Linked DNA regions of Homo sapiens: region 1 is linked to region 2. The links are chromatin loops, found by intact Hi-C in ENCODE. Cell type or tissue: OCI-LY7. All regions are shown on one strand. Each heading gives the region's core, and the rest is flanking DNA. Links, peaks and the distances in the headings are about the cores only.

What was found. A loop is a pair of places that touch in the nucleus more often than their neighbours do. Peaks named below come from ENCODE experiments on the same cell type or tissue, not always from the same donor. Only the 100,000 strongest peaks of a DNase experiment are listed, where the experiment ranks them.
Region 1: a loop joins it to region 2, with 3 times the contacts of the local background. A loop is called at or near these places in 2 of 110 quality-filtered maps.

The regions. Positions count from the first base shown.
Region 1 is chr1:197,635,795-197,640,715 of GRCh38, reverse strand. All of the region lies in intron 10 of DENND1B (DENN domain containing 1B), which reads left to right. Among named protein-coding and RNA genes, the nearest start is that of DENND1B, 140 kb to the left of the region's middle. In OCI-LY7, for the core only: no CTCF peak of the experiment used is centred there; a DNase peak (open chromatin) is centred at 2,215; H3K4me3 peaks cover 1,901 bases; H3K27ac peaks cover 2,500 bases.
Region 2 is chr1:198,157,910-198,162,830 of GRCh38, reverse strand. The region is part of intron 1 of NEK7 (NIMA related kinase 7); the gene reads right to left. Among named protein-coding and RNA genes, the nearest start is that of NEK7, 3.4 kb to the right of the region's middle. RefSeq lists an enhancer at 3,349-3,568. In OCI-LY7, for the core only: CTCF peaks have their summits at 2,471 and 2,670; no DNase peak of the experiment used is centred there; H3K4me3 peaks cover 985 bases; H3K27ac peaks cover 670 bases.

The sequences.
Region 1 (4,921 bases), core at 1,260-3,759, 520 kb after region 2:
TTTGAAAAATATTGGTGTTTTATTTAATTTATATCCACCTCTTAATGACCAAGTAATCTGTTTGACTCAGTTTCTTTAAGTGTAGAGTAGGAGCAATAGTAGCCTTAATCTCATAGGGTTGATGTAAAGATTAAGGAAATACATATATATAAAGTGCTTAGAATGATATCTGCATAGAATATATGTTTAGTAATTATGAGCTATAATTTTATAATAGTTTATATTTAATTTTTTTTTTTTTTTGAGACAGAGTCTCACTTTGTTGCCCAGGCTAGAGTGCAGTGGTACAATCTTGGCTCACTCTAACCTCTGCCTTCCAGGTTCAAGATATTCTCCTACCTCAGCCTCCCAAGTAGCTAGGAGTACAGGCGCCTGCCACCACAACCAGCTAATTTTTGTATTTTTAGTAGAGACGGGGTTTCACTATGTTGGTCAGGCTGGTCTCGAACTCCTAACCTCAAGCAATCCACCCGTCTTGTCCTCCCAAAGTGCTGGGATTACAGGCGTGAGCCACCGCACCCGGCCTCTACATTTAATTTTATAATAGTCTACATCTGCAGTTAGAGTAAAAATTAACATTACTATCTTTTAACTTAGTATTTGGCTTTAAAAACAAATTGTTATCATAAAGGCTTAGTATTTTGGGGGAGTTGTTTTCTATGTTTGATGTCAATTTATTATCAACTGTTTATGACAATTCATGAAAACTTGATGGTGATGTCACCTCTAAGTTACCAGCTCTGTTTTGGTTCACTCTCTGGGACCGTTGGGCTGATAAAAGAAACATAATTCAAGTTCTCTTTCATGATCTTAGTCTTCTTTTATGGAGGAAGCTGCTTTACTTGAATCTGTCTTGAATAATTCTTTTATATATACAGTATATAAAATATATCTGCTATAAATTCCATGCATAGTGGCATTTAAGGTCAAGGACTCATTTCTTAACATAAATTAAAAGTAATTTATGTAAATTAAAAGTAAAATCAATGAATTTACTTGTTTTTAAGCTTTTTATACTCATATTTTTATATATCACGGAGACTATAATGTGTTTAATGTTCGAAATTAACGTTTTATCCATTTTTAATTTTTTAAGTATACAGCCCAACTCTTAATTTTTAGAGGAATATATGTAAAGGTGGCCTAACATTCATAATTCTATTGTAGTTTTAGAAATTTTGTCTCAGTTATTTACTTTTTGACAATCATGATTTTTCATAGTTATAAGAGAATGATAATTATAAACCTTACAGCTTGCTGTAGGTTTTAGTGGTGACACTCTCATTAGAGAATCAGCTAGCTTGAGGTTCCTTTTCTTTAGGTGCTGTTTGTGGTTAAAAATGATAATTTCTTGCCGGATGCAGTGGCTCACGCCTGTAATCCCAGCACTTTGGGAGGCCGAGGTGAGCAGATCACCTGAGGTCAGGAGTTCGAGACCAGCCTGGCCAACATAGCGAAACCCCATCTCTACTAAAAATACAAAAATTAGCCAGGCATGGTACCACGCACCTGTAGTCCCAGCTACTCGGGAGGCTGAGGCAAGAGAATCACTTGAACCCGGGAGACGGAGGTTGCAGTGAACCGAGATCACGCCATTGCACTCCAGCCTGGGTGACAGAGTGAGACTATGTCAAAAAAAAAAAAAATTAACCTTTAAAAGATGAAAAGTTTAAAATTAAAAAAATTAAGATATGTAAGCACAGATATCAAGAATATTGTTATGTTTTCAACATTCTAATAGGTTTTCTCCCTATATTTTAAAGTGTGGTATTGTGTTAGTACCTATTATTATATTTTTGCATGTTTGAGTTTAATGAATTGAGATATAATCAGTTTTTTTTTATTCTGTTGATTCATACATTATTCTGTTGATTTATACATTGTCAAGTACACATGGAACGGTTTCTGGTAATCCTGAACAAGAACATTGATTTTATCCATGCTGTAGGTAGGCCATAGATGTTTAAGCCCCAAGCGAATCTTGGTAGACTAGCAGAACATCATATTAGATTCTCGTGTATTCAAAGCAGAGGCATAAATCATGATATTACAAGGGGGTATCAGTTGACTTATTGCTGTTTTGTGACCATAGGTAGGTTGGATTGCTGTTTAAAGCCATGTCAGTGGTTCTCAAATCAGTCAGGCATGAAGCCTTGTCATATGCCTCTATAATTGTACCTCACCAGACTTTCTCTAACTATTCAGCTGGGGCTGTGCATTTTGTCTCAAACACCCGGCTGGCCAGCATCTGACAGGAGCTTTCTCATCATCCTGTCAGTAATATGTTAACTAGAGTGTATCTTTGTGGCCTGTAGAAGCAGGTGGAAGGGATGCTTCTTTTAAAAGCAGATGTCTGAATGTTAGCTATTATTTTGACCATTATTTAGTTAGTAAATTCACCCTCAGAAAGTCTATAAGCATATTAGTTACAGAGATTTGATTGTGTAGTGCATGTTGTTTTGGGGATATTTAGAGCAAGCAATATGTTATGAGTACTGGAATTACGTTAATAAACTGTAATTTCTTCCTTTGTTATAGTTGCCCCCAGGCATTTAAGCATATGCTTTTCTCTCCTCTCATTAATTCCATCAAGGGCATATGTAAAAAGAAATCTTTCGATCTCTGGAAAATCAGCTATTAAATATAGATTTTACAGGTTTAGTCAGACTGAAAGGCAGTCCAGAGGATTTTAACCTCTTCATCTGGATTATACATATTCTTGATTTGTCTCTTAATGGAGCCACCTGTGTCAGCATTTAATCTGAAACCCGAAGTGCAGAGACTCTTTCTGGAGATGAGGAATTGAACATTTGGTGAGAGAACAAAGATTACGTAGTCCTGCTTCCTAGTTAAGGTTATTAAAGTGTATTTTTGTGCCTCATGTTTTTAAAGCTGCAGCAGAGTGGTGCAGTTAAAAATTGTTATCATCTCTCAGGGAAAGATTCTAGAAGCAATTTTTAGATTTTTAATTCTTCCCCAAACCCGTAAGCAACCAGTTATGTCATCTGAAACTGAATAATTCTACTTACCAGTTTATCATTTCACCGGTACACAGCTATTCTGAACATTGTATTTTTAGTCAGTGCTAAGTGAATATGACTGGAGTGGGGAAATGGTACTGTTGAGGTCATCAGGAAGCAGTTTATTGGAAGGGATGTGTGAAGGTTATTTGGAGGAGACTTCTGTTACAGGAAAACTAGAGGTGTTTTTATCTTCCAACTCCTGTAGTGATAATGGCTCTGTTTTTCATGAAAATAAACACGTATTTCTGCCTTATGATTTAGTCCATTTGTGTTCTAAAAGTAAATAATTGGCTTTTAATTCACAATGAAGAATTTTTTAATTTAACAATTATGGAATTATCAAAGAGTTGTTATTAACTTGTCATTCCCCTAGGCTCTGTAAGCTTTGTTCCTGTATGATATCCACAGAAATGACCTTGGATGATTTCAGTTTACCAAGCATTTTTTTTTCTTTTTTCTTATCCTTATAGCTTACAGACAGTGATAATGTTAGTATTTTTTATATGGAACAGTGACAATTTTGTGCTGATAGTGTAATCAACATTAAATAAAAGAAAATAATGTATGTGTTGGTTTTGTTTCTTTAATAAAACTATTGAGGGCAGTGTGTTTATTTTAAAATGTACCTTCTATATTTATATGTTTTCACATACTATAATTTTTTTTTTCATTTTACAGTTAGGCAAGTTTTTCTCTTCCAGTGAGCTTTCTTATAGTGCAGTTTAGCTCATTGTTGACATCCCATTCAATACCGCCAAAATGCAACTCGCCATCTTTTCCCCATAGTCTCCTTCTCCTACTATAAAGGGCTAATTTGGTGAATCACTCCTCCCTCTCATCTGTTTTCCCCACCTACATCCTATAGGTTCTACCTCCTTAATCTTTTCTTCTCCGATTCCTGTTCTTCAACTGCCCACTGTCTTAGTTCAGCAGTTACTACTTCCCACAGATATTATTTTCAGATCATATATACTGAATTCACTTACATAAAATGATGATGTTATTAATAATTATAGCCAATATATAATATAGGGCATGCTTTGCGCTACTTACCCTACTGAGAAATTTATTTAAACTAACTCATTTAATTATTATGTATTATGTGGTAGGTACAGTTGTTATCCACGGTAGACAGATGAAAATGTGGATTTTGAAATTGAGAGGGAGTAAGTTGATCAAGGCCATAGTACTAGGAATTGGTTTAACCAGTTCTGTATGATTCCAAAGTATATGCTTACAACCTTTATGCAATTTTGCCTCTTACAATGACCATCTTATAAAACCAAATGCATCCTTACCTTCTGCCCCAATATAGTATCCCTTCCCTTAAGGAACCTCTGTTTATTATTTGAATTACTTACAGTGAAGTGACTTTTTTCCTCGTCTTTGCAGGTCTAGTCGATTATCTCTCAATGTGTCATATTTATACCTTTCTCTCATTTTGAATACCACTTTTAGGGCTAGCACTTATCTTCTGTTTGGACCTCTCATTTTCCATTTTCTCATCTTTTAGATTCATCCTATATGTAATTAATCCTTCAGAATAAAAAAAATCTATTGGTTACTCATTGCCTATAAACTGCTAAGTCTGGTAAAAAACTATCCATTATCTGATTCTAAACTTGTCTTTCTGAGTTTTTCGATTACTTATAGTCCACACAGATCTTTAGACAATAAAGTTATCAGGGCGGGTTTTTTTTTCTTTCTTTTTTTTTTTTAATCTTGTTCAGTCAGTCACTACAATGTATCTGTCTCTTAGGACAGTGTTGATATGTATCCATAGAAGGTTTTAACAATAATTTTCTGAGTGAATGGATGAAATTGCACTTTTTGCTCTTCCTCATATGTGTTTTAAATCTCCCACATGCATGCTTCTGAATGTTTTTCAAAATCTGGTT
Region 2 (4,921 bases), core at 1,155-3,654:
GCTGGCTCTCCCCACACTCCAAAGAAAGTCATAAAAACTAACTCAAATGTAGGAACCATTAAATTTTGAATATGGAAATCACAGGGCAAAGGAAAAGGAGAATTCAAGCAGAGGAAGTGGAAATGGCAGAAGTGGGAAGCAGCCCATTAAGACAAAACTGGGCCAAGGCAGAGTGGGTGACAGGGCCTGTCATCAGAACAAACTGACAACAGGAGATGTGTTTCCCACCCCTGAAGGTCCTAAGAATAGAGAAGTAAGTGAAATGAAACTAACACTGGGCCTGCTACCATACATTTACAAAGGTATTTTCATTTACTCCTCAAGGCAACTTTATGAGTTGCGACAACTACAGTCTGAATAAAATGAGCAACTCAACCAAGGTCATAAAGTAGGCAATGACAACCCTGGAGTTTTCTGCCTAGTCTTTTCCACATCATGGTAAACACAGATAATGATAATATATGTGCAGCAGGGTCAGATAAAGAGAAGAGACTGCTTGTAGCTGGTGGCAACTAGCCAGGAATTCTGATTGTCCCAGGTCCTACCTGGGCTTCCCCGAGGGCTAAGGGGTCAAAAGTCCAGCACACACAAAACCCACTCCTGACTAGAGCTGAGAAAGTGTACTGTGTAATTTTTTCACAAAGCTGTTGCATTTTCCATTCTGCTCTATGCTACTCAGTAGCTACACCCAGGTAAGTCTACAGCTAATTCTTTTCAGAGCAAAGGTCAGAAGTACCTCTACCCCAGGCCAAACATACCTTGACTGTAGGCCCTCTGCTAAAGCACAGGCTCTTTCCAATATTTTTTACTGGGGCGGGGGAGAGTCTTTTTTGAAAGACTAAGTTAATGTTTCCTAAAAAGAAAAAAATTTGCCCAACCCCTTGCTTATGTCAAAAATTCCCTCTAAAGTAGACAAAGGTAGTCATACCAGTAGGCTTAAAATAAAAACTACTAGACAAAGAAACATATGAGTAAGTTTTGGTATGTTTCTTTGTCTAGTAGTTTTCATTTAGTAAAGACAAATGACTGACATTAGATTCTATGTCGCTTTAGTCAGAAGCAGGGAGCCACAGACAGGCATTCATTCAATGTCACAGGATAGGAGTGGGATCCTCCAGAAGCAAAGAATGGTGAAGAAACCTGAAAACATGGATAAACCTAAAAGAGGTTCTTATGCTGACAAACTCTGAAATGAAACACAAAATTTGGGAATGGACAGCTGGGTATTATTCTGAGGGAACTGTGGAAGATCAACAAATTGTCACAAGAGTCTAAGCACAAAAATAATTATAAAACGCTGTTGTGGAAAATTCCGAATCAACCCAAACATCAATGGCATAGCACCACATTTAGACCTCTGGTATTATTTTCTAGAGTGGGGGAAAGCTACCAACCTATTTGTATAAATAAAGCTTTATTTGAACACACCTATGCCCACTTGGTCAGATACTGTATTTGGCTACAATGGCAGCAGATGCAATCACAGGGCTCACAAAGCCAGAAATATTTACCATGTGATCCTTCAGAGAAAAAAATTGTGAATCACTATTCTATAAAAAAGCAGACTGGATTGAAAAAGTAGCCCTTACCCACTACCAACAGAAGACTACTAATAAGATTTACAAAAAGGCCTATTTCCATTATGTAACAGAAAACACGTATTTCTCAATTTTTATAGACCACTAAAATCAGTTTTATTCATTTATATATTGTTCCGCTTAACACTTTGATAGCTATTACAACAAAACCACTCATTGTATAACCTCATTACCTAAATAGTATGGCAGGGCAGTTATTTTGACAAAGGTTAAAAAAGAAGTTATCCTGCTCAAAAATATTAAGGAATGCTTCATGATCATCTGTCCTTCTCATTCCCACTGCCCACTGAAAAGCATGAAATATACTCTGTAAGTGTTTTCTTCAGAATAAAAAAAATTTTGTGAAAATACACAACACCTAGGAATAATCAAACTATTAATTACCAAAGGAGAATTCAGCAGTTTAGAAGTTTTATAACTCTGAGATTGAATTGTATCAATTTAAAAATTCTGAACTGCCATTATATTATACAAATGCATATATTTGATTACAATTATGTAACCAAATGTTATTCATCCATATTCCCTACAAAAATGGGTGGAGGGGGGAGAATTAAATTGAAAAAGTCTCAAAAGGGTAAAGAAATGCGTCTTAAAACATCTTGCTATATATTTACATAAATCCTGATGAAGTGCTGATAAAACAATTCGGAGCAAACAGTAATCATACATGGCATTTCCAAGACACCCTTAAGTCGTACATTAAGTTTAATATGTTTTATAGACGATGCACTGAAATACCTACCCTCGTAGTTTTCCAACAAAAATTCGAAGGGGTAAACACTTAAATGTGAATGAAACCGGGAATGAGGACAGAGTGCTGTTTTGTGCAGCTGCAGCTGCAGCTACACTGTGTATTTTTTAAATACTACACTGTGCATTTTTAAAATACCAAAGCCTATTTAAAAAAAAAAAAAAATCAAGGGAAACAAAACCTGAAAGAAATTTTGGAATTACCTACTTTTTTTTTCCCCAAAAGTGCGTAATCACTAACACTTAACTGGGCCCTGCTCTCAGGCCCAGTTCTCAGGTACCCTGAATGGTGGCGACATTTGTAATACTACAGAGGTACATTCTTAAAACATCAGATAGTTCCTAGGAAAATAGTGTTTAGTTCTGGAAACACTGTAAAAGTCTCTAATGATATCTCAGACCACATATTTAAGTGAAAAAAAGAAGTCTATATTTCAGTAAATGCGCAATAATTGAGGGGAAAAAAAAAGAATACTTAAATGTTTACAGTAAGTCAGAGCCCAAAACTATCAACTGCAAGCACCAGGAAAGATTTGGGGCATGAGGTCCTTATGAGATTAAGTACTTATTTACACAAACTGTAACTGCACTGGACTTCTGGTCATTACGATGCAATTTTTTTTTAAATTTATTAATCAGGTATGTTAGCTATAGAGGCATCAAATCTCCCCTCCTCTACTAGTACACTGCCATCATACCATATGTGCTTTCCTCATTCTTTGGGTAAGTGCTGTTTTACTGGGATGGAAATGAACTCGAAATTGTCCAGACAGGAAAATATGAAAGGGGGAAAGCAATGGTGGGTGCTACATGTATTATCTAAATAAATAAACCTAAATACTAGTTCAGACTATAAAATGAGTCTGTACGCTTAGAAATAAAGTTAGTCTTGTTAAATTGGTAAGATTTTTAACCATGGAAAGATTCCCAAGAAGTTGTGAAAACGCCTAACGATTTAGATTCTGACATTTAGTGGTTTTCATTTTCAGGTAATTTCAGAGTAAAACCCGCCTCAGTCACATGGACTATATTTAGTCTGCTGACCAACTTCGCTTCTAATCTACTATAAACTTTCAGTAGTAGTTAAGTTCTAGGTGCAGCTGAATCACGAAACGGGACACCTAGGATGGCTCAGGGAAAACTGAAGCCCCCCTCCTCCTTCCTTCCTTCCTTCCTTTCTTTCTTTCTCCAGGCTGGCCCTCAGCCTGGCGCCCCTTCCGCAGACATCCCTAGAAAAAGAACTAACGCGGCCTTCTCCGAGCCCAGGGCTGGAGTAGGAAGTACCCGCCCTCCCGAACGCGAGGTCCTGGCTGCGCATTGGCTGCGAAGGCCGTCAGTACTCCGGAGGGCGGAGCCTCCCGGCACCCAGCGGAATTTCAGGCCCGCACCTCCGGGAGGGTCCTCCGGGCTCCCGGGCTCCTTCCTCCCCCTTAACACTACCCCCGCACACACACCGGCCCCGAGAAGGCAACTAGCCTCCTCAAACGGTTCCTTTGCCTTTTTATTTCGCAGGCCTTCCTCTCACCCCATACAGTTACTGCCCCTTTGACTCCTCCGAGAGGCAAAGCTTTTTCAAAGCTCTAACACCTCTCCCCTACCCCAGCAAGTTCCCCGTGCGAGACCAAATAGAGGATGCCGCTGTTCTAAGAGTGAAGCAAGCTGTGGACTGGATCTCGCCGAGGGAGAGAGAATTCCTTCCTCTGGAAATAAAATAACTGCTGAGATTTTAAGTTAGCTGTTTCAAGAGCACTTGGCCATCACCAAGTGTTACAAACCAAGAATACTCAGCGGCCATTCAACAAGAGTTGCCACAAAGCATTAGAGGGTTAACTGTATCTCCTGTTTTACTGTTCACCGTTTTCAGGGTTTGACCGGTTGTCCCAAACATACTGTAGCTTTTGAGTGCAAGGACTATGCCATTCTTCGACCACACCACCAGCAGCTCAAGGTCCTGAACAGAACATATTTATAATACACATACTCTGTACTTTAATTCTCTAATGCAACCTGACAAGACATACTGCTGTCGCCTGGAGGGAGTGTGCATAGCCTTGAAACTGTAAATTCCTTGGAGGAGGAACTAGAAACAGTGGTTCCCATTATGATGGGTACATTAGGCTCTACAAACTATGGAAATGTGGTGTTTTCAATTGCATCCTTGAGCTCAGTAACCTCAAAGGAGAATAATCATTTTATTTCTGTGTATTTCTGATTTTCAGTTCAGTCACCAGAATTGCGCAAGGACAGTAACATGTATCTTACTGTAAACTAAGTATATTTTTTAGCATTTCTCCCCAGTGAGGACTACAGCAAGGTGAGAACACGATACATCATCTCTCCGCGACCCCAGTACGCTCCCAGTGCAAGACTAAATAGAGGATGCTGCGGTTTTAGGAGTGAAGGCCTACAGTGTAACAGAGGCAACAGAAGTTCTTTAGCTCTCAAGGCAGCATCCTCTAGGTTGTGCTCGCTTCCTTACACTGTTCTGCGGTCATACGGTCTTGTCACTTTTCTCTGTTTTCCTTTGGCTACCCTTCTCTGACTTTGGCCTCAGTTTTCAATTTCTTTTC